3 separate regions of the Homo sapiens genome follow, and all the other regions are linked to region 1. Evidence: chromatin loops called from intact Hi-C (ENCODE). Cell type or tissue: B cell. All regions are shown on one strand. Each heading gives the region's core, and the rest is flanking DNA. Links, peaks and the distances in the headings are about the cores only. Region 1 has its middle 270 kb from the start of MIR572. Region 2 has its middle 43 kb from the start of HS3ST1. Region 3 has its middle 160 kb from the start of LINC02498.

What was found. Hi-C counts contacts between places; a loop is a spot of excess contacts. Peaks named below come from ENCODE experiments on the same cell type or tissue, not always from the same donor. Only the 100,000 strongest peaks of a DNase experiment are listed, where the experiment ranks them.
Region 2: it touches region 1 in a loop (4-fold over the local background); 1 of 110 quality-filtered maps calls a loop at or near these places.
Region 3: it touches region 1 in a loop (2.2-fold over the local background); 1 of 110 quality-filtered maps calls a loop at or near these places.

The regions. Positions count from the first base shown.
Region 1 is chr4:11,095,676-11,103,583 of GRCh38, reverse strand. No RefSeq gene overlaps it. Among named protein-coding and RNA genes, the nearest start is that of MIR572, 270 kb to the left of the region's middle. In B cell, for the core only: no CTCF peak of the experiment used is centred there; DNase peaks (open chromatin) are centred at 3,353 and 4,953; H3K4me3 peaks cover 1,830 bases; H3K27ac peaks cover 3,170 bases.
Region 2 is chr4:11,468,031-11,475,938 of GRCh38, reverse strand. No RefSeq gene overlaps it. Among named protein-coding and RNA genes, the nearest start is that of HS3ST1, 43 kb to the right of the region's middle. RefSeq lists an enhancer at 5,568-5,757. In B cell, for the core only: no CTCF peak of the experiment used is centred there; DNase peaks (open chromatin) are centred at 4,108 and 5,328; H3K4me3 peaks cover 1,772 bases; H3K27ac peaks cover 3,233 bases.
Region 3 is chr4:10,889,003-10,896,910 of GRCh38, reverse strand. No RefSeq gene overlaps it. Among named protein-coding and RNA genes, the nearest start is that of LINC02498, 160 kb to the right of the region's middle. In B cell, for the core only: CTCF peaks have their summits at 3,060 and 3,262; a DNase peak (open chromatin) is centred at 3,300; H3K4me3 peaks cover 388 bases.

The sequences.
Region 1 (7,908 bases), core at 1,210-6,209:
GAGAGAGGGCATCCCTGTCTTGTGCCAGTTTTCAAAGGGAATGCTTCCAGTTTTGCCCATTCAGTATGATATTGGCTGTGGGTTTGTCATAAATAGCTCTTATTATTTTCAGATATATCCCATCAATACCTAGTTTATTGAGAGTTTTTAGCATGAAGCGCTGTTGAATTTTGTCGAAGTCCTTTTCTGCATCTATTGAGATAATCATGTGGTTTTTGTCATTGGTTCTGTTTATATGTGGGATTACTTTTATTGATTTGCGTATGTTGAACCAGCCTTGCAACCCAGGGATGAAGCTCACTTGATCGTAGTGGATAAGCTTTTTGATGTGCTGCTGGATTCAGTTTGCCAGTATTTTATTGAGGATTTTTGCAACGATGTTCATCAGGGATATTGGCCTAAAATTCTCTTTTTTTTTTGTGTCTCTGCCAAGCTTTGGTATCAGGATGATGCTGGCCTCATAAAATGAGTTAGGGAGGATTCCCTCTTTTTCTATTGATTGGAATAGTTTCAGAAGGAATGGTACCAGCTTCTCTTTGTACCTCTGGCAGAATTCGGCTGTGAATCTGTCTGGTCCTGGAGTTTTTTTTATTGGTAGGCTATTCATTATTGCCTCAATTTCAGAGCTTGTTATTGGTCTATTCAGAGATTCAACTTCTTCCTGGTTTAGTCTTGGGTGGGTGTATGTGTCCAGGAATTTATCCATTTCTTCTAGATTTTCTAGTTTCTAGTGTAGAGGTGTTTATAGTATTTTCTGATGGTAGTTTTTATTTCTGTGGGATCGGTGGTGATATCCCCTTTATCATTTTTTATTGTGTCTATTTGATTGTTCTCTCTTTTCTTCTTTATTAGTCTTGCTAGCAGTCTATCAATGTTGTTCATCTTTTCAAAAAACCAGCTTCTGGATTCACTGATTTTTTGAAGGGTTTTTTGTGTCTCTATTTCCTTCAGTTCTGCTCTGATCTTAGTTATTTCTTGCCTTCTGCTAGCTTTTGAATGTGTTTGCTCTTGCTTTATAAATTTCCCTCTACACACTGCTTTAAATGTGTCCCAGAGATTCTGGTATGTTGTGTCTTTGTTCTCACTGGTTTCAAAGAACATCTTTATTTCTGCCTTCATTTCGTTATGTACCCAGTAGTCATTCAGGAGCAGGTTGTTCAGTTTCCATGTAGTTGAGCGGTTTTGAGTGAGTTTCTTAATCCTGAGTTCTAGTTTGATTGTACTGTGGTCTGAGAGAGAGTTTGTTATAATTTCTGTTCTTTTACATTTGCTGAGGATTGCATTACTTCCAACTATGTGATCAATTTTGGAATAAGTGCGATGTGGTGCTGAGAAGAATGTATATTCTGTTGATTTGGGGTGGAGAGTTCTGTAGATGTCTATTAGGTCCGCTTGGTGCAGAGCTGAGTTCAGTTCCTGGATACCTACAAAGCAGATGGAAAACAAAAAAAAAGCAGGGGTTGCAATCCTAGTCTCTGATAAAACAGACTTTAAACCAACAAAGATCAAAAGAGACAAAGAAGGCCATTACATAATGGTAAAGGGATCAATTCAACAAGAAGTGCTAACTATCCTAAATATATATACACCCAATAGAGGAGCACCCAGATTCATAAAGCAAGTCCTTAGAGACCTACAAAGAGACTTAGACTCCCACACAATAATAATGGGAGATTTTAACACCCCACTGTCAACATTAAACAACTAGTGCCATCTTAACTAATATATCCAGAGATGAAAAATGTAGTAGAAAAGTACAGAAGTGAGACTGGATGTCTGAGGGAATCTCCCCGGAAGAGGTAATATCTGAAATTTAAAAAGGAAACAACAAAAAAGGTCCTGAAAATTTCTCCCAAAGTGAACTGCATTTTAGAAAGAATCTGGGTTGGAAGATAAAGGGCTTTGTGAGTAGGCAAGGACTCAAAATTGCTAGAATTTCCCAAGCTGTCCAGAAGACATGCACTGATAGGAAAGGCCAACACTGGAAGCGTGCATCATCTTCTATTTCCTACTCTCATCCAATTGCGTTAAGTTCAATGTGCTTTCCTGGGCGTCTGCTGTTTGCTCAGGGCCCTGTGTTAAAGCTAATGGGAAAACAAACAAACAAGTAAAATTCAGTCTTTTTTTTTTTTTTTTTTTTTTTGAGATGGAGTTTCACTCTTGTTGCCCAGGCTGGAGTGCAATGGTGCAATCTCAGCTCACTGCAACCTCTGCCTCCCGGGTTCAAGCGATTATCCTGCCTCAGCCTCCCAAGTAGCTGGGATTACAGGCATGCACCACCAGGCCCAGCTAAATTTTGTATGTTTTTAGTACAGACAGTGGTTCTCCATGTTGGACAGGCTGGTCTCGAACTCCCGACCTCAGGTGATCCACCCACATTGGCCTCCCAACAGTCATTTTTTCTTTCACGAACTTTCCATCTTAAAGAAGGAAGAATGGACTTGGCCTTGAATGAGGTGGTGGGTGGTAATGTTAATTTCTTTCATGTGTTCTCACCTTTGTTTGGCTTTCTCTCATGAGTTGGAATGTAAGTAACAACAGCCAGAGGACATTTCGAGTGACTATAAACCAGACATCACTGAGATTTCAGAAGGAGAATCTCCATTCACAGATTATTTCTCCTGTCCTAGTAATTTGTCTGTCAAAAGTGGATTTGATTCATTTATATTGAATGTTACTATGTACTGAATAGGTTTACATATATCATTCTGTGTATGGCACAATATGTTTCTGAGACTGGCATTACTACAGTCATTTAAAAAGGCAATGTATGGTTCACAGTGAACCTGTTTGCCCAAAACTATCCAAGTAAAGAGAGACAGAGGAGGGATTTGAACTTGGCACTGTACCATATACTCCCAGAGTTATGTCCACTCCCCTACAGTTTCCATCTTACCCCATACCTCATTTCCTTCCCTTGAGATTTTATTTTATTTTTTTAGACAGAGTCTTGCTCCGTTGCCCAGGCTACAGTGCAATGGTGCCATCTCAGCTCACTGCAACTTCCACCTCCCAGGTTCAAGCGATTCTCCTGCCTCAGCCTCCTGAGTACTTGGGATTACAGGTGCGTGCCACCACACCGGCTAATTTTTGTACTTTTAGTAGAGGCGCGGTTTCACTATGTTGGCCAGGCTGGTCTCGAACTCCTGACCTCAGGTGATCTGCCCATCTTGGCCTCCCAAAGTGCTGGGTTTACAGGTGTGAGCCACTGTGCCTGGACTCTCTTGAGATTTTTCTAACCCTTATTTTATCTCTGCCAAGTAGCTGTTTCCCTTCAGAGCTTCCCCTTCTTGAGATTGAAATCTCAAGCTGCAACTTACACCTCACTCCACTTCAATAAACCTGGGAGGGAGGGAGGAAGAAAACAGAAAATAGCTCAGCAGATGTTTCCGGATACATTTTTTTTTCAAGTGCAACTTGCTAATGTGGAAGTTTATTTTGGGGCCTGCCAGTGTTAGCAGATGTTTGAGAAGATGAATACCTGCTTAGGCAATTATACATAGAAAGTGATAGCAGGTTTGCACAAAGAGCCAGTCTTTAAAAATGGATAATATAATAGACTTTCTCATACAGATTCAGCATGTTTATGCTAGATTAATTCTTGCAGTCTGATTTGGACCCTATATTTATTCTTGAACTTTTATACTTATAAAAATGAGGCCATGCAAAAGGAGAGGTAGAAATAGATTGTGCCTACGGATGCCAGCTAGAGAATATAATTAGAGAAAATAATGCCTAGAAACTCTGACACTCAGAGGCTGGAGATCCTATTAATTGCTGCTATGTTATTTTTGGACATAAATATTTACACTTCATTTCTCATTAAAATTCTCCTTCTTAAAATATTAAACCCAGACCTCTGATTGCTGGATAATTAATAGCAAAATAACACATCAAGACTTTCAAGAAATTGAAGGTATACATTTTCCACTCTAGGTATTCTCATGGTGGGGAAGGTAGATACCCAACAATTCCATTCAGCAAACATTCACTGTGTATCTACTAAAGTATTGAGATTCCGAGATAAGCAGGAAACAGCTCCACCTCTTCAGCAACTTAAGTCTCCTAAATATCAAATAACAAAGCTGATAGATTCCATAGACCTCACATAAACATTTCCTCCTGAATGAGGAGTAGTTGTAGGAATAAACTTTTGACAAGCTCAAGGCCTGCCTAGACCTACAGGATGAAAGTGTAACCGGGAAATTTTCCTTTGAATGGTAATGGCAGGTTGATAAAAATTTTCTGATGTGATCTCCAAGATCAGTAAGTATCGTGGGAAATGAGGTGCCTTTTTTGGAGACTTGATTCATGGACAGGAGAGTTTTCCCTTTAGTTGGCAAACATAGCAGAGATGTCTGCTTTGATCATGGTCTGTACAGATTTACATCTGACATTCTTTACCGCACTTGTATCATTTATCTGAGTCTGCTCATAATTTTCCAACAAGCAATACATCCATGTGTCCTCAATGTGGAAGGCTAGTGTCCATCAAGGCACTCCACCATTTGGCATCTCTCTGCATCTTTCATTTCATTTCCAGTGACAACCCCAACCCACACAACAATACCAACCCTCTAAGGGGTCCCCAGATCTGCCAAGCTACTTTAAAACCCCATATTTTGCAGATACTCATCTTCTGTATGGAAACCATTTGCTCCCAACTTTTGCTTCAGAGCAATAAACTATTCATTGTTGGAGAACATGCACTGGTGTCTCCAGATCTTGAAGATTTTCCTGACCCATTCTTTGTCTTTTCAGTGTGCCAGGCACTTAACTTCTATTCTTGTTATTACCCTACAGCATTCACAGTATAATTTGCATGCACATCCCCCCAAACAGATTTGACATCGTCAAAGATGGGAGCATGCACCGTACTCATCTCTATAGCTCCTCCCTCAGTATACACCTGGCACAGAGTGGGGGCTCACTACAAATCTGTTGTATTTCTGCTTTAGTCAGAACACTTTCTCATGGGAATAACAGCTTTCAGAATCACTGAAGCACTGAAAAGAGAGTTTTGATTCACTCGAGTGGGAAGCACTGGGTTGTGCTGATCTCAGGTGTAACTCCATCCAGTGACTCCAATTTCTAGGACTTGACATCATTTGACTCTGGCACCACTCTTCTCTGAGGACTGGCCTTATTCACATACAGTTTAAATGGGCTTTTGCTAAGTAGTGGTGGCATGATGTTCTGGGATTACATTCTTGTATTTTATGACATAAAAGAAAAGAAAGAACATGTGATCATATATAAATTCTCAGTGATCATATATAAATTCCCAGGGGAGATTCTGATTGGTCAGGACTGGGTCTCAATGCTGACCCCTGAGGGCACTCGCTAGTTACATGGATAAGCTAAGATTGTTGGGGGCAGTTCTGGGAGAGAGATCTGCCCACCCCAACAGCTATAGAGTACTCTGATTATCAGCCACAAACAAACCACACAGAGTGGGGCAGGGGGCCAAAGAAAGGTATTGAGTGGGACCAAAAGAAGCAGAAAAGGGACCTTCAATAGAAAAAAAACAAGAGTTGTTTGTTACTCTAATTACTTTAGCATTGTGTGTGACATATAGGGAGTGCTTAGTAGATGTTCACTTACGGAATGAATTTGCTCATGCATGGATTGGAATTTCTTTCTTTCATCCCGTCAATGATGTACATATACATAGAAACAGCTCAGGCCCATGTGTTTTGTGATTGTAAGTTCACTCCTTTGTTCAAGACCCAGACTCTCTTCAAGCTCACAATATACAGTATTCAGCTTCCAACAGAAAATTTTCTTTTAAATATATTAAAAGATTCTCAATTCAGCAATCCAGCTGGACTACTTTTAGACTTCTGCCCACAAGCACAGGCATCAATCTGTTTCCTACAAAGTGTTGTTTGCTGTGATAATCTCACCTCCAGCAAATGTTCCTATCTTTAACTCCTTGTTATTAAAATTGTGTACAGAAAGCTCAGGGAAAATAAAACCATGGGCTGAGAGTATCTGACAATATCATACAGTAGAAAGGAAAATTGTTTAAGAAATTGAGAAATAGTGTTAGGTGTATCTTTAAGTCTAACTCACCTTGGACATGTTACCTCTATCAGCCACTATTTTATCAATAAAGTAACAACTTCATTAGATGATTTGTGGTTAGCATTAATTCTCTATGCATGCATGGAAGATTCTTTTTTTTTTTTTTTTTTTTTTTAGATGGAGTTTTGCTCTTGTTGTCCAGGCTGGAGTGCAATGGCATGATCTTGGCTCACCGCAACCACCGCCTCCTGGGTTCAAGCGATTCTCCTGTCTCAGCCTCCTGAGTAGCTGGGATTACAGGCATGTCCCACCACGCCTGGCTAATTTTGTATTTTTAGACGAGACAGGGTTTCTCCATGTTGGTCAGGCTGGTCTCGATCTCCCGACCTCAGGTGATCCGCCCACCTCAGCCTCCCAAAGTGCTGGGATTACAGGCATGAGCCACCATGCCCGGCCTAGAAAGTTCTTATGACAAGTACACGATTTGGGAAACCATAGTTTTCGCTAAACCAGCAGAACCCAAAATAAGGCGTCTTTATTAGTCCTCAAGACTAACCTGGTTATCTAGCCAGCAAACACACAATTTAGCTTGGTGCTTTGGGTTAGACCAAATTATATGACTCCACCTAAATTTCAAACTGTTCCTTTTACTCTGTTTTTTGTCAACTCTTTTATGCCACTCCCAAAAGAGTTGATGTACTATTCTCTAAGAACTCTATTTGCTTTTTGACTTCTGTAGCTTCGCTTATGCAGTTTCCTACACCAAGAAAGTTTCTCTCCTCCACATGTACCTGTTCATATCCTATCTATCCCTGAAGGTCTAGGAAAAGACAATCAGCTCTGCAAAGTGTTCCTATTTTCCAACTTGCCTTCTCTCATCTGGATGCTTCTCTCCCTTTCCCAATGAGCTCTTAAAACTCTTTGCTTGTACTTTGGAATAACAGCGAACGCTTTCTACCTTGTGTTATAGTTATTTAGCAATTTATCTCCTCTGCCCCTCTGGAATGCAAGCACCTTTCCCTTAGGATAGGATGTTCTGTGTAGTTGAGCACAGATGGGTTTTTCAGGAAGCCAAGTCATGATCCAATTCCAGCCATGCTGCTGCATCCTTGGGGGAATCACTTAATCTCCATGATCATCATATTCCTTATCAGTAAAACTAATAACCACTGGAATATGGGAAAGGCAAAATGCGATCATCTAAGTGAAAGCGCTTAGCACTCTGCTCTGAACATGGAGCACTTTTGTTTTATTAGACTTACTTTTAGTGAATACCCATAAGATCTGTTGACGACTTTCCTCTTTATTGCACTTTGAATAACATGCAAATTTCTCATTAGGGCTGACAAGGCTAGACATAATCTGACTCCTACTTCTCTTTGACCTCACTTTTTTTTTTTGGTTTGTTTTTAATACCTTTATTTGTCTATATTTGACATACAATAAACTGCACATATTTAAGTGTAAATTTTGTTAAATTTCAGCATATATATACACTTGTGAAACAATCACCACTATCATAATAATTAAGAATTCGTACCCTACAATGTTCCCTTGTGCTCCTTTGCAATGTTTTCTTTCAATACCTTCCCTGACATCCCCTTTTTCTATCTTCAGGCTGCCACTAATCTGTTTTTTGTCGTGGTACATTAGTTTGCATTTTCTAAGATTTTCTATAATAAAATCATACACTGTGTGCTCATTATTATCTGGCTTCTTTCACTCAGAGTATTTATTTTGAATTTATCCCTACTATAGAGTGTATCAATTGTTCATCACTGTTTTATTGTTGAGTATTATACTATTCCATGGATATGCCACAGTTTGTCGATGAACCTTTGAGCTAATTCCAGATTTTAACTATTGCAAATAAAGCTGCTA
Region 2 (7,908 bases), core at 1,211-6,210, 370 kb before region 1:
ACGTCAAAGAGAAAGACTTCTGGTCATTTTTAGCCACTTAAAAGGGCATTAATCCCATACATCTGGGCTCTAGTCTCATGATCTAATTACTCTTCAAAGACTCCACCTCTAAATATCATCACATTGACATTTAGGCTTCAATATATAAATCTTGGGAAAACACAAGCATTCGGTGCATAGCAGAATATAAATATGAAAATAAAATTAACAAAATAGTAAAAATTATAAACTTCCTGAAATGAAGAGGGAATTGCCCAAAGAATGTAACAGGAAATCAAGAGAGAGAATATGAGAGTCTGAAAGAGCACCTCAGAGGAAGAACAATTTAACCTGGGTCATGAGGAAGTAATAGGATTCTGACAGATGTGTAACAGCTGGATAATCCAACATAGAGAGAGAAAAGGTGCCAGGGTGAGGACACAGAGGTGAGAAAGAAAATATAAGTAAAGAGGGACAGAGAAGCCTGCAATTAGTGTTCTGAGGATCGCAAGAGACCCTTGTACCCTTCTCTGTGCTTGCATGTATATTCTCATTCATTCCTTCAAATACGGAATGATTATTAAACGACTAGTTTTTTTTCAAACTTTTAGTAAGATTTTAAATCAAACTAAGAAAAGTATATTTAAAGAGGAAATACATGAATTACAATAATAAGCTATTTTTTAACTAGTTTGAGCTATTTAAGTTTGAAGCTCAAGAAATTACATGTTTAAGTGCCTAAGTAGTCTTCAGTTGACTTTTAATTAACCTCTTTTGCCATTTGTCATCCAGGGAAATTGGAAAATATTTTATAGTCCAACAAAAACTTGTTTTATAAAAGAATTAAGTGAATTTGAGCCACTTATGATAATCTTTCAAAACATCTGATATTTGTAGCTGAATCCGGTCAAATTGTATTTATTCTTTATCAGCCTTAGTTATCTTGGCATCGCTCTCGTATTAATAAGATTCAGACAAAGCCTGGCCTTGCAGTGTAAAAGTGATAGAGAAAATCATTTTCCCTAATCAGGCTGAATCTCATTTGTTGTGATTTTTTTCCTTTAGATTCTGATGTTTGCAGGTGCTTTTTGTGGGAACATTATTTAAAACATATCCTCCTGAGTGTACAACAGCCGCTTCATGAGGATTACTCTTCTATCCTCTTTGCTTGCAGTGGAAGTTTCATTCATTCAGCTTAAACTAAATTTCAATAAAGAAAAGGAAGAGGTTCATTTTTAACACTTATCCCCTTAAATAATAATAACAAGACTATGTTTAATTTGCCTAAAAATAGACATAGAGGTCATGGAATTCAGTTTTCACTTTGATGATGGTAAGGAGAGGCATCTAGCCTCCTTGACCTCCAAAATCAGGAGCTTCTTACACCACCCATGATAACTTGTCACCTAAAAGGATTCACCATTCTATTAGGGTAGGCTAGGTTGTCCTGCAGTAACAAATAAACTTTATAATCATGGTGGCTTAGCCCAACAGAAGTTGATTTCTTTCACACACAGAGTCTAATGCAGTTGGCCTAGGATCCTGGGATGACCCTCCCTCGAGTGACTCAAGGATCCAGGCTTGCATCACCTTATAATATAGCTCCTTAACATGTCACTTCTAAGGTTGCTTCAGCATGGGGACAGAGAGAAGAAAGAAGCAAACCAGATTGCAATTGCTTCAGCCTGGAAGAAACATGTGTCATTGTGCTTACAACTCATTGGCCAGAAAGAGTCACTTGGCCTCAACCTCACTGCAAGGAAGAGTGAGAAGTGAAGGGGAGCACATGGAATGTGAGGTGTGCAACAGCCATCCCTGTCTCAATTACATAGTTAATTAAATTTAGCTCTATACTAAGTCAAATACAGAAGTTCATGGAAAACATGGAATTTTTATCACATCGAAATCACTGCCAAAAAGCAAAGTATGCATTCTTTGGAGACAGAGTACTTTTACAGCCTGCATTGCCATATTTCAGGAATAAGACCATTGGCAGGTCCCACAGACACTCTGAGCCTCAATATCTTCATCTGTAAAGTGGAGAGAATGCTGACATAAGTCAGTTGAGAGCACTATAAGTAATGACTGCAAAGCACCTAATTAAGGGCCTACTAAATATTAGGTATCGAGTTTTAAAACTGGCAATTATAATTATTGTATCTTAATGACAACAATAAAATGGAGATATCATTATCATGGAAAATAATTAATTAATTTTGTTATATTTAATGTATCAAGAATAATGCAATAAATTTTCAAATAAAAGCATCCACGAGACTTCCTAGCTGAGTTCAGAAGCAGTTTTTGACCCTGCATTTAATTTACTGTTAGCAGCAAATATGGTATATTATTACCTTTAGAATTTCTCATTTCAGATGAAAAAAATGAGCTGTTAAAGTAATTGTAAAAATTTTAAAGGGCCTCAGTGAAAGCAGAGAGGAGAGTTTCCATGGCGATATCTGAACAGTGCAAGAGAACGGAAGAAGGGAAGGGGGGCATTTAGTGAGCACTTACATGATGTTAAACAGTGTGCTTGGCACTTTGCATCCAACATCAGCCTAAACACAGGAAAATGCTATGACATCAATATGATTGTCACAGTTTTATGGAAGAGCAAACATACTCAAAGGAAGAGACTCTCCTAGTGGACTAACTAGATTGTGGTCCCAGTGCCATATGACCTGCCTTTGCCTGTGGCTGGTGCCCAGACTCTCCTGACACCAACGAGTCTCCTATAATTCATCTTCTTCTGCTCCTTCATGCTCAAGGTCTCTCACTTCCCTTGTTTTAGGGTCTGATTTGTTCCCAGCCTTTCTCGGGGCTCTTGTAGGCTTAACATACACACCCCTGTCTCCAGCGCAACCTCTTACCAGGATACAAAGTTCCTATTTCTTTGCAGTAACAGGAAAAATGTCCTCAGACACACTGTCTTGCCTCTTTAGAGATAGTTCCTTCTTACGGTAGAAAACCTATGACAAAAGTGGAGGTGGTAGATTTGTGAACTCACTGTGCTCTAACCATCCTAGTAAGGGTTGGTTGGGCAAGAATCATCCATGGGTACCAAGTGTCAGAGGAATTTTGAGAAATGGAATACTCCTATAGTCTCAAAAGGTCTCTCCACCGATTGCATATTAGTCAAAAAGGGGAAAAGTAGTAACTACACAGTATTAGTATAAAGAGATGTCACTTTGACAGTGTGATCAAAATTAACATTAGCAATAAGGAACAGATGGATGTCACATGCCTCTGGATGTGTGCATGGAGAGGGAATGCCATCACTTATGAGTATCCCCGCTGGGATGCATAACCTGAATCTGATCATAAAAAAGCATCAGACAAACCCACATTAAAGAATATGCTACAAGGGGCCTGTGTTCATTAAAAATGTCAGTGTCGTGAAAGTGGGAAAGACTGAAGAAAGTTCTGAATTAAAGGGAATTCAACAGACACAATTGCTAAATGGACCAGATCCTGTTTTGAAGGGAAGAGCACTTGCACATTATTATTATTGGGACAATGACAAATATGGCATATTAAAATGTAGATTAGATGAAAATATTATAACATTAAATTTCCTAAATGAAATACCATTGTGGTTAAATTATTTAAAAGAATATTCTTAGAGAATACACATTGAAATATTAAAAAATAAAAGAACAGGATGTAGCTAATCTACTTTCAAATGGTATAGAAAACAATAATTTTAGAATGCATAATTCACACACATACATGTTTGTGTATGTATGTATGTGTGCATTACTATATTTAACAATATTTGAAAGAGAGAATAGGAAAAAATAGAGGATAAAAAAGCAAATGTGGCAAAATGTTAAAACATGGCGAATCTGAAAAAAAGCATATACAGAAGTTCTCTAGAGGCTGTTTTTTTCCAGCAATTCAATGAGCTTTAGGAGTTTAAACAAATTGAAGTTTCTATTAATAGCTAGCAATTACTGTGTGCCCATGCTTTGCTATGGATTGTCCTAGGCAGATCACTGGCATTCTTTCTAAGCTTTTTCGTAGCTGTAGGTGTGGAAATTGTGTTTTCATTTTCATTTTGAGATATGAGGAAACTGAAACAGGATATGCACCCCACAGGAAGTGGCAGGGTCATAGATTTGAATTCAGACCTGGCTCACGTCTCCGCACAATAGAATGAGACAGTGCATGTGATGCCAGACAGGAAGAGGTAAGGTTCCAGCCTTTAGGGGCTCGTAGGGGCTCACAGCCCATAGGGAGAGTAGAGAGGGAAGACAGACAAGTAATTGGGTACATAGTGTGGTGTGGTAAGCAAAGTTAAATATAGTTAATTCTTTTTTTTTTTTTTTTTTTGAGATAGAGTCTCACTCTGTCACCCAGGCTGGAGTGCAGTGGCGCGATCTCGGCTCACTGCAACTTCCACCTTCTGGATTCAAGCAATTCTCCTGCCTCAGCCTCCCACATAGCTGGGACTATAGGTGTGTGCCACCCGCCTGGCTAATTTTTGTATTTTTGGTAGAGATGGGGTTTCACCATGTTGGCCAGGCTGGTCTTGAACTCCTGACCTCAAGTGATCCCCGTGCCTCGGGCTCCACAGTTAAATTCTTCTAAACTTAATTAGTAGAACACCTACTGGAGGTTGTTGTCATGCCAATCTCTTCTGCTACTAGAGACACATGTCCTGTCCTCCCAGAACTTACACTGAAGTGGATGTGACTGATGCTACAGTACATAACTGCTGAGGTAGCACATAATAGTGAAATTTTATCCAGACTACGAGGCTAAGGTTGGCTTCCCAGAGGGGATGTGAGTGTTGCCTTACTTGATTTTCAGAGACAGAATAGCCTGTGAAATTTCATTCATCCCTGAGTTCTAAAGACTTGGCATACAGGAAATTCACTAGCTGTTGAATCTGGAAAAATGATATACATGTTTTCTCTACTGTGCAGAGTCTATACTATTCTTGAATGAATGAATGAGTGAATGAGTTCCCTTCTGTGATTCCTAAGGAACCCAGGGCAATGAGGTCTTCCAGGATGTCAGCCTCTCTGTCATCCTTCCAGGTCACAAGAAAGAGCCAGCAGGTTTCAGCAAGCCGTTCCCTGGCTGATCTGGTGGTGAGAAGAATTTGGGGGTGGCGGCATGGTGACTAGCCACAGCCAGGGCAATTCCTGCACTCCCTGGCTTCCGTGTCTAGCTTTCAGGTTAGAGGAAATGCTTTATCAAGAAAAGCTACTTTGTTCTCTCTTGTTCTCTTTTATTTTTTTCCGAGTTACTCATCACTTTTTCAGTCCCTTATTCTCAGAGGAGAAAACAAAGCCACCTTCTTGAAGCTGTACCTTAGGTATTATTCTTGCCAATGCCTTGCAAAGCCAGCAGCCCAAGTGCTTTGCAGGTCAGATACAAGGGCCCTTTACCTTCAAAGATTAAAATCAGCATAGCAACAAAACATGAGGCTCTTGGTTTTACTCAGTGCTTTTCTTACATGGTCTCATTGCATTCACAGAGCAGTGTTACAGAAGGTTAGAGACCCTTGGAGATAAAACATGTAGGGATTTCCACTCTTTTTGGTGATGCCCCAAGAACCTGGGAAGGAGTGTCAGAGTCTGCCCTCTGGGGATGGGGGCTCCCTCCAGGGGCGGGAAGCCCATCTGGCTCATCTCTCTGCCCTTGGCTCAGCTGACCATGCAACTGCAGCTGCTTGCTTGGGCTTGTTTCATGCATGACAGTTTCAGTTACCTTTCACTTGAGAAATAGATCTCCCTGCTAAAAGAAAAAAAAAAAAAGAAAGAAAGAAAATGTTTGAAGACTACTGATCAGTTTCAATACCTTCATACTGTCCATAAAAACACACAGGCCCGTGTTGCACTGGCCGTCCCTTCGCATCTCACTCTCAGCGCCTCAGTGAGCTTTCTCAGCTGTGCTACGACAATGAGCATTTGCAGACCTCTTTTCCATCTTTCAAATTGTTGGCATCTCTCAACTATTCACATTGGTGGATTAATATGTTAAATACCTTTCATTGTTATTCTAGTGGAGTTTAAGGAGGAAGCAGCAATAGAATATGTATATGTATATACATATACATATACATATACATATACATACATATACACGCACACAGAAAGAGACAGAGAGGAGGGTTTTACCTTAGTCAGGGACTCCTCTCATTGCCTGAAATATTCTTCAGAGACTTGGAGCTCCAAGGTCTTGAGGAAGGCACCACAGTGAGTGGTGGAGTCGAAAACTGGAGGATTTGGTTGAATATTTCTATCAGTAGCACCTGGACTCTTTCCTTTCCCCTGCCAACCAAACATCCAAGCACCTGTCCTTTCTACTATGTCAAGAAAAGGGATTTTGTTTTGTGGAGACTTGAAACAGGAATTCTCTACCCTACTTAGAAAGAATAAGATTAAGTAAAGCTTCAATATCCCAAGGGAAATAAAGAAGCTATTGAAAATAAAAAAATAGAACAAAATACCATTAAAAGCATAATTAGAGAAGAGCATTAACACTTCTCTCCTTAAGGAAACATTGTTAACTGTTTTATAATTTGTATACCTTTTTTCCCAACAAAAAGTGTGCAATTGTTGTTAATAATAAAAGACTTTTGGTCATGATAATTAAAAAACAAAAAAGTAAAACAAACAAAAAAACCACAGGCCCAGAAAGGGACAATCACTTGCCTAAAATCACAGATCCACTTAGTACTTAAAGGCAAAGAAGGAACTAAGTGTTAGTCTTGGGTATCACATCAGTTTCTACTCCAGGACATGCAATTGCGGTACCTGGCTCAGGTGACCACAGTGAATGTAAATACCCAATGATTGGCCCAAGAGGAAAGGAAAACAATTTAAAAAATTCCTGACAGCTGCATTTCTGGAATGTCCCCACTCCTTCCTCATGCACCTGTTGCTGCCTGAACTTCTGACACTGAGTGGTTACCGGAGGCCTGGCGTCTCCTTAGAGCACTGCCACTGGCGCTGATGAACCAACTGAGGCAGACACTTTTACCTCCCTGAGCCTCACTTTTCTCCACCAGAAACTGGTTTAGGGGACAATAGCTTAGTACTGTCTCTTCTGGCTTCTATGTTCTTCTGGTTAAGAAAAAACTAACAACATTTCCCCCTGTCCTGACTTCCCAAAAGATTGAACATGAAGCTTCACTGAAATCCTGGATGGAAACATATTATTTCCAATGTAAAATGATAAAGCCTGGTCATGTGCAAGTTGCTCCCAGCTGCTGTGCCAGGGAGAGAGGGGAGGCATGCAATCAGCTTCCAGATAAAGGAGACAAGCTGTAGTGCTCAGGGCCCAACTGAGGAACATGTAAAGAGGGATTATATATATAATAAGTATCTACCTCTCTCTATATAAAGATATATATACATATATACATATATATATATATACGTATATATATATATATACATATATATATACGTATATATATATATATATATATATACGTATATATATATATACATATATATATATACGTATATATATATATATATATAGAGAGAGAGAGAGAGAGAGAGAGAGAGAGAGAGAGAAAGCATTGTTCTCTCTATAGAAAAGAAAGATTTTTCTGTAGAAGATAGATAGTTATCCCCTGAGAACCAGGAAAGCTGATGATACAATTCACAGAAGTCAAAAAAGTCCCCAGGCTGCATGAAGTTCCTTTGAAAAGGCAGGGTTGGCTTTCCCTGGTCTATGTAAGCCCCTTCCTGTAGGTAATGGCAGGTCCGGAGACACACCCCTGGAGGCTCTCTGAGTGCCACCTGGCAGTGCTGGCACAAGTGGGGGAAGCCAGGGAGTTGGTGAGGTGGGGTGCGGGGATGGCAGCTGGCTCAGCAGCTCCAAGAGTGCTATAGGGTCTCAGTTCTGAAATTATTCACAAGTACTCAGCAGACTCAGTGCACTTTAAAAGTCACTTTTTTTTTTCTC
Region 3 (7,908 bases), core at 1,018-6,017, 210 kb after region 1:
AATATATGTTTATTGCAGATAATCTGAAAAATACAGAAGAAATGACAGAAGAAACAGTTTCCAATGTAGAGACAACCAATATTAACATATTAATATACTTTTTCTGATTTATTTTCTATGAATATATTTATAGATATAAGATATATTTTTGAATTACATATAATCTGGCATTTTCTCTTAACATGATTTTATGAATATTTTAGATTATCATGAAATATCTTCAAAAATACTTTTAAAGTTGCTGCAGAATATCCTATTAGAGGGGAAGACCATCATTTACTCAACTTTTCCCTGTTGTACATTTACTGTAGTTCAAGGCACCATTGATCATAGTTCTCCCAGAGCGGTTTATATGATAACCCCAGTCTCATCATAGTACAGATGGCAAATGTACCAGGTGATGTGGAAAGTCAGGGGCTAAGATTGACCTCTGCAACCAGCCTGCCAGCATTTAATTCCAGCTGCACCATTTACTTATGCATAAGCTCAGATAAGTTGTTTAACATTCTATACTTCAGTTTTCTCACCTGAAATGGGGATAATAAAAGTCCTTTTCTCACAGGTTCATGGGGAGATTAAATGAGTTAATACCTCTAAACTGCTTACAAAAGTACCTGGCACATTGAATGGTTGTTATTATTATGGCACTGTTAGGGAGAACAGCTGTCCCCATTCATGATGTTGGTTTTTATCAACTGAGGATGGACCTCTTCAGTAGGACCCCTGGCCTCCTTCACATTCTCCCTCTTCCTGGATATTCTTCAGAAGAGGGTGGACCTACCTCGGTGGTAGCTTTGGAAAAAGACGTGGGTATATGCAGTGTTGTGGATTGAATAGTGGTTCCCAAGAAAGATATGTCTAAGTCCTAATTCTTAGAACCTATAAATGTGAACTTATTTAGCAAAAGAGTATTTGCCCAATGTAATTAAGAATCTCAAGATCATCCTGGATTCAAGGTGGGCCCTATAACCAATGACAGATGTCCTTTTAAGAGAAGAGGCAGGAGAATCTTTGATGAGACAAAGAGAAGGTGAGGAGAAGACCCACGTGAAGGCAGAGGCAGAGACTGAGGTGATGCGGCCACAAGCTAAGCAACTCCTGAACCCACCAGAAGCTGGGAAAGATAAGGAAAGATTCTACCCTAGAGGCTTTGGAAGGACCACTGCCCTACCCACTCTGATTTCTGGACCCCACAACTGTGAGAAAACAAACTTCTGTTGTTTTAAGCCACCAGGTTTGTGGTACTTTGTCATGACAGCCTTCGGGAAGTAGTTCATGCAGCCCAAGCCCTTTGTCTGGGTAGTCAGAACCACATGTTCTAAGCTGCTGCTCCAGGTCCTAATCCTCACGTGGACGGGTTTGGCATGGTCTTTGCTGGGGTGAATGAATATGTGTAACACTGAAGATGACGATCAGGAAGCCTACCTGGCAATGGATATCCATGACACTTTCTTCCGTTTCAGCTCTATCAGTATTAAAAGACATCTACTGATCTCCATATGACTCATTACTCCTTGTCTTCCTTTCAGTTATGTAGAATCCAGGAGAGAAACCCCAGTAGCTACATTAAACTTTTGTGGTTTTTTATCTTTAAACTCATTTCTCCTATCTGCTCTTAGGGTAAGAGTGGCATCCTTTTATGCAAGGGTCTGGGTGTATTTAACTGCCTTCACACGCGCTCCCATTTTCTCCACTTCTTATTCTTTCATCTTATCTTTGGATGATTTCAGAAGGTTCCTGTCCTGTCTCAGGCTCTTATGATCCCAGCACTGAAAGCTGGGTGCTTGCCTGTGACTTGCTGCTTGATTCTGTTCTCTCTGAACCTCTCAATGCCTACCCAATACTGTGTTCAATTTGCTCCTGCCTCTTTGGGCTTGACCCAGCATAACCTTCCTTATTCTCCATCTCCCTTTGCAGCACTCTCAGAGCCTCAAGATTGTGTATTAATAAACCCTGTGATGGAGACTAATGTGACAATTTTGATGTGGATTCTCATCCCATGTGATAAGAAAAACATAAAATATTGCGTGATGTTTTTATTGAAGTTTTATGCACTGTAATTTTTATGTTCTCTTTCTCCAATCCAATCCCATATTTTCCATATACAAAATTTAGTGTTTCCAATGCAATCCATGCGTGAAACTCCACACTATTAACAAAGCTATCATCCTTGCTACCACTTAACTCAGTCAAGAGATGCCTTGTAATGCTAATGACTTCATATTCCTAATTCTTTTTTGTTCAACTAGATTACAAAAACCTGGGAGTTTCTGTAACTCCAGGCAGTTTTCACTCTTAAGCACATTGCCACCATGCTCTTAAAGGACTATAGCTCATTCCAGCCACTTTAAGTGAAAACCTGGGAAAATATGGTTCTTAAATCTTACCAAGAGGGGCTTTTGCCCAGAGCTCTGTGCTTTAAAGTATCCAGTAAAGCACACACACACACACACACACACACACACACACACATAACCACACACACATTTGTTAAACAAAACGGGAATGGCTCTTTTACTTGTGATCTGATACTTCTTGCAGACACAGGACAACCTTGACCATAAACATCTTTTTCTATTATCCACACTATTCTAACCCCAGGAAATTCTTCTCATATCTCCTGCCTTATGTTCTTGAAGAAGAGATGCCTACATCTAAAATTCTTGAAGGTTTGTGGATTATGCCAACTACTGACTTTAAACATGTGTACTGCTTCAGTATCCAGGAAGGACTTGAGCAAGAAAATACTGAAGAGAAAAGACAAATTTCTTAGTTTACCCCATCTTCTCTTTTCAGATGGCTTGAATGAAATAAATCATTTCATAATAAGGAATGGCTTGGCACTCATGACAAGAGCTCATTTGTTTTAATTCATGGTATCAGGGGTATGCAAGGGCAGTGGGGTATAGCACATTTAAATAGTTTGCTTTTTTATGTGTAATATTTAAATATTTAGCCATATAGTTTGTAGCCCTGCATTTGTTCTCCTGCTCTGAGCCCTGCAAAGGAGAAGGGTAGACCTGCAGGAAGGAGCTAATTACGTCTGATGCTCCTCAGCCTGCTTTCAGGATTTAGCTCAAGACAATTCTTGATGCATTTGGGAAGTATTGATGCATGTTTTTCAGATGAATAAAAGCTAAATATCAGAGGCTGAATCTTTTTGCAGGAATGACAAAGTGATCAGTTTTGAGACTCACATCAAGGGGACCTAAACTTGCTTACCAGGGGAACCTCAGACAGAAAACAATTTAACTCAACTCTGAGTAGTATTAGTGGAGCACAGGAAGTGACAGGAAAAGGGTGCCTCTGCAGGCAGAGACAGGAAAGGGCAGCAAGAAGACTGTTTTTGAGAATGGAACAGTCTTAAAGATAGACCTGATTCCCAAAGGTGTCATTTTTCTCTCCTGCAACTAAGAATGCAAATAAAGTTCCTTCCACAAAAGACAGAAGCAGGGACTGTGAGAAGCAATCACAGGAGGAGGAAAGTATGGGGGAAATGAGGAACCGTCGGCAAATTACACATGTGGATTTTCACCAGCCACACAGAAATGCACAAAATACATGAGGGCTGAACTTTGACCACGGGCAGCTCTGGAGTCAGAGAAGTGAACCATCATCCCATCAGTTAAGACACTAGAAGGAAAGACCAGCCAGAATGGGCACAGAGCATCAGGATCCTGGAAAAAAGTAATTGGTGGTTGTATACATTTGTCAGATCATAATTACTGTAGGTATTTATAAATGGTTCAATTTATCATGAAGGTATGATTGTTTGCAATTAACCCTGCTCTCTTTATGAAATACTAAACTAACAACTTCCTCAGGTATTATCAAGAAAGAGGTCATGCCAACAAGAAATTTAATAAAAGTTCCTGTTTCCTGATAGGGTAATCCACAAAAATATACTTCTTACTGCATGAGAGAAGGAAAACAAATGAAACGAGAGTAAAGAAAATGCATAATGCAAATGCTATGCCCTAAGATAACTTAATATATTATGTTATACAATCACCATAACACCAAGAAAGAAAACTGGTATGATCTCTGAACTACAAATGAGTAATTTAAGACACATAGTGTGTAATTAATATGCCCAAGATCATATAGCTAGTAAGTGGCCCTACTGGGATTCAAATTCAGGACATCTCATTCTAAAACCCTGATTCGTAGTACTTAGCACTCAATTCCTGGCCCGAATCACATATACTATAAGTCAACACATATAGTTGACTTGAAACTGCCCACAGATGAAATGATTAGCTAGCGTATTAATTTCCTATTGCTGCTGTAGTAAATTATTACAAACTAAGTGGATTAAACCAACATACATTTAGGTATTATCTCATATTTCTGGATGTCAGAAGTCCAAAATGGGTCATTAGGGCCATACATCTTTTGGAAGCTCTAAAGGATTATCCATTTCCTTGCCTTTTCCAGCCTCTGGAAGTTACTCATTTCCTTGGCTCATGGAAAAAAAAGTAATTGGCTCCATCCATCTTTAAAGCCCATCACTCCAACCTCTGCTTCTGTTATCACATCTTTTTACTGACTTTGTTTCTCCTTCCTCCCTCTTATAAAGATTCTTATGATTACTTTGAGCCTACCTAGATAATCCAGGATAATTTCTCTGTTTCAAGATCCTTAAATACATCTTCAAAGTCCCTTTCCCTATGTAAAGTAACGTATTCACAGGCTGCTGGGAGTAAAACATGGATAGCTTCAGAGGGTCATTGTTCAGCTTACCAATAGCTCTTCGTTGATTGATAGTGGCAGGTACATTGCAGATGTTTTGCTTTTATTGAGTGCTGGCAGAGTTCAGATTCTCCCATAAACAATGAAGGGTCAGAGTCTTTTCCTGGCCCTCTGCCCATCTGTATTAGACAGAACCTGCACTCCTATAATTGCAAAACAAAAGGCTCAGGGACATAATGGGAAGCTTAATGTGGTTATCTCCTGCTTCTAGATGGCCAGGGGCTTAGCTTAGCAGAATCTATACAGCCAACAGTCCATATGGGCTTGTTGGAATGGGATGAGTCTGGAGAAGGCACTTGATCAAAGAAATGAGGATCTCTACTGTGAGAGAAGGATAGAAATGGTTTGCTTTGCATCAGAATTTACAAGCAAAATTTCATGGGCTGCAAAAGAAAAAAAGGGTTAAACTGACACCAAATACTTTTTTTTTCTCTTTCCCTCAGAAACACATCACTTATTAGCTCTATAAATAGCTTAACCATGCTGGACTCCCATTTCTTTTGAAAAATTGAAAGGATAATACCTTAGTAAAGATCACCAGGAAGATGGAACAAAATACCATTTGCAATGAGAGTTCACCCCAATTCCTGGCATGTAGCTCAAAATTATGGTTATTTTACTGTAGTTCAGTGTTGCATCCAGGTGGCTTCACAGACTGGTTGCATAAACTCTGGCTCTGTTTCTAAGAGCCTTATTTTCCCTCACTAAATGACAGAATGATAAATATTCACCTAATAGGTTTAGCAAAATAAGATATTTTATCAGAGGTCACAATTCAAATGATGTAACCCATTTGCTATCAGCTTGAAACGTGGGATTGATGTGACGCATAAAAAATACACTCTACTGTGTGCCGTGGCTCATGCCTGTAATCCCAACAGTTTGGGAGGCCGAGGTGGGTGGATCATGAGGTCAGGAGTTCAAGACCAGCTTGGCCAACATGGGGAAACCCCATCTCTAAGAAAAATACAAAAATTAGCCAGGCGTGGTGGTGTGCACCTGTAGTCCCAGCTACTCGGGAGGCTGAGGCAGGAGAATTGTTTGAACCTGGGAGCCAGAGGTTGCAGTGAGCAGAGATCATGTCACTGCATTCCAGCCTGAGTGACAGAGCTAGACTCTGTCAAAAAAAAAAAACAAAAAACAACAACAACAACAAAAAGACAAAACAAAAACAAAACCACTCTATAAATTTGAAACATTTTAGTATTAATGAAAGAATGTATACTAGTAAGTGATTGAGTGCTGACCAAGCCAATGATGCCTGTCTCTGTTCTGCACTTGTTCTCAGGAGCCCCTTGTTCTATAACATCTTTTCTTTTCTCCATCTATTTAAACCATAGTGTCTTTATAATATGCCTCCAAGCTTCTCCTGCCCCTATCTCATCTTCTGTGTCTTGCCCTCAATGCACTCAATTTTAGCTCAGTTCACTATAACTTGTGCTTTTCTGTAAATAAGTCATCAATTGTATTATGCAAACCGAAGGCGCTACACTGACTACCTTGTCATTGGAGCTCTCCAAAACCGAGGCACTCACTCCACCATGGGCTCCAGGTTTTCTTCCTGGAAGTAGATGCTGGCCTTCCTGCAGGGTTCTTAGATTGCGTTTGCCCAGAAGGAGACTCAGCAACAGGGATACAGGTGCAAGTAGCAAACATAAGTAGGGGAACAAAGAAGTGAAATGGAAACAAAATGGGCAATAAAGCGTTTGTTACTGTGTCTACTGGAGAATTCCAGAACAATGTAGAAGACGTGCCTCAGAGTTAGCCTGCCTGAGGGGCCGGAGAGCTACGTCATTTCTACACAAACTCCTGTAGTCGTTGTGTCTTTGCTTGAGGACTCCTGAAGGAGTGGGCAGGGGTGCTCCAGTATCTATCTCTAGTTGGTTGCATCATGGACATAGTGAAACAAAACTTTTGAGAAAAGAAATCTGGGATTGGTATTTGGAAATCCCCTAGGGACAGGGTATGTGGGAGCGGCATGGGCCACAAGAATCAAAAGCTTAAAACTAGAATAAAATCTAGACTCAAAACCCTACTTTTGCTAGACACCATCTAAAATCACATTACTCACCTTCCTTTCTCTAAACCACTTTCCCTTCTGAAAAATGAAGATTATGGTATCTACCCGCAGGGGGCAGTAGCTCATGCCTATAATCCCAGCACTTTGGGAGGCCAAGGTGGGCAGATCTCTTGAACCCAGAAGTTTGAGAACCGCCTGGGCAACATGGCAAAACCACGTCTTTACCAAAAAAAAGCAAAAATTAGCTGGACATGATGTCCTGCACCTGTGGTCCTGGCTACTTGGGAGGCTGAGGTAGGAGGATTGCTTGGGCTTGGGAGGCTGAGGCTGCATTGAGCCGTGATGGTGTCATTGCAGTCCAGCCTGGGTGACAGAGTGGGAACCTGTACCCCCAACAAAAAATCTACCTTTTGGAATTGCTCTAAAAATTAAATAAAATAAATGAATTAGTATAGTGCCTAGGTCATTTAAATGATAACAGTTATTATTATTATTAAACCAGTATTAGCATAACACAATAGCCTGCATAGGTATCTAATAAATATGTACTGAGTCTAAATTTATATATAATGAAATTCTATTTTAAAAACTCCAAAAGGCATTTAACTTGAATTTTTCCTATTTGTATTTTTCCATCATATTATCCAGAATGTCAGAAAATTACAGATGTTATGGAAAATAATTCTTCAAACATCAGGGACGTGTTTTAATATATGTTAACAGAATGACCTTGCTTTTCAGCACTCCACAGAAAATAAGCTAATTAGAAGGAAGGAAAGAACATGAAAAGAAAAATATTCTTAAAACAGGACATGAAAAGAGAGCTATTCTTCAAATATTTATAGGGTTTCGGCCCCAGAGTTTTCCATGTTTTCATCTCCACTCAATAGCCTCAGGAAGATGGGGGAGGGCACATTTTGTCATGTGGTGAGATCAGGAGAACCTTCAGAGAGCGACAAGGTTGAGTGGACGTTGCATCCTACCGGAAGGGACTGGTAGGTGCTCCCTGCCTCCTCTCTCCAGGTATCAGATCGTGAATGGGAAGAAATGGAAAGTAAAAAAGAGTCTGAATTTGAGAGATTTGGAAGGTACACCGATTTTTTTCAAATGCAGAGAAGACTTTTGGGTGTCCCAAT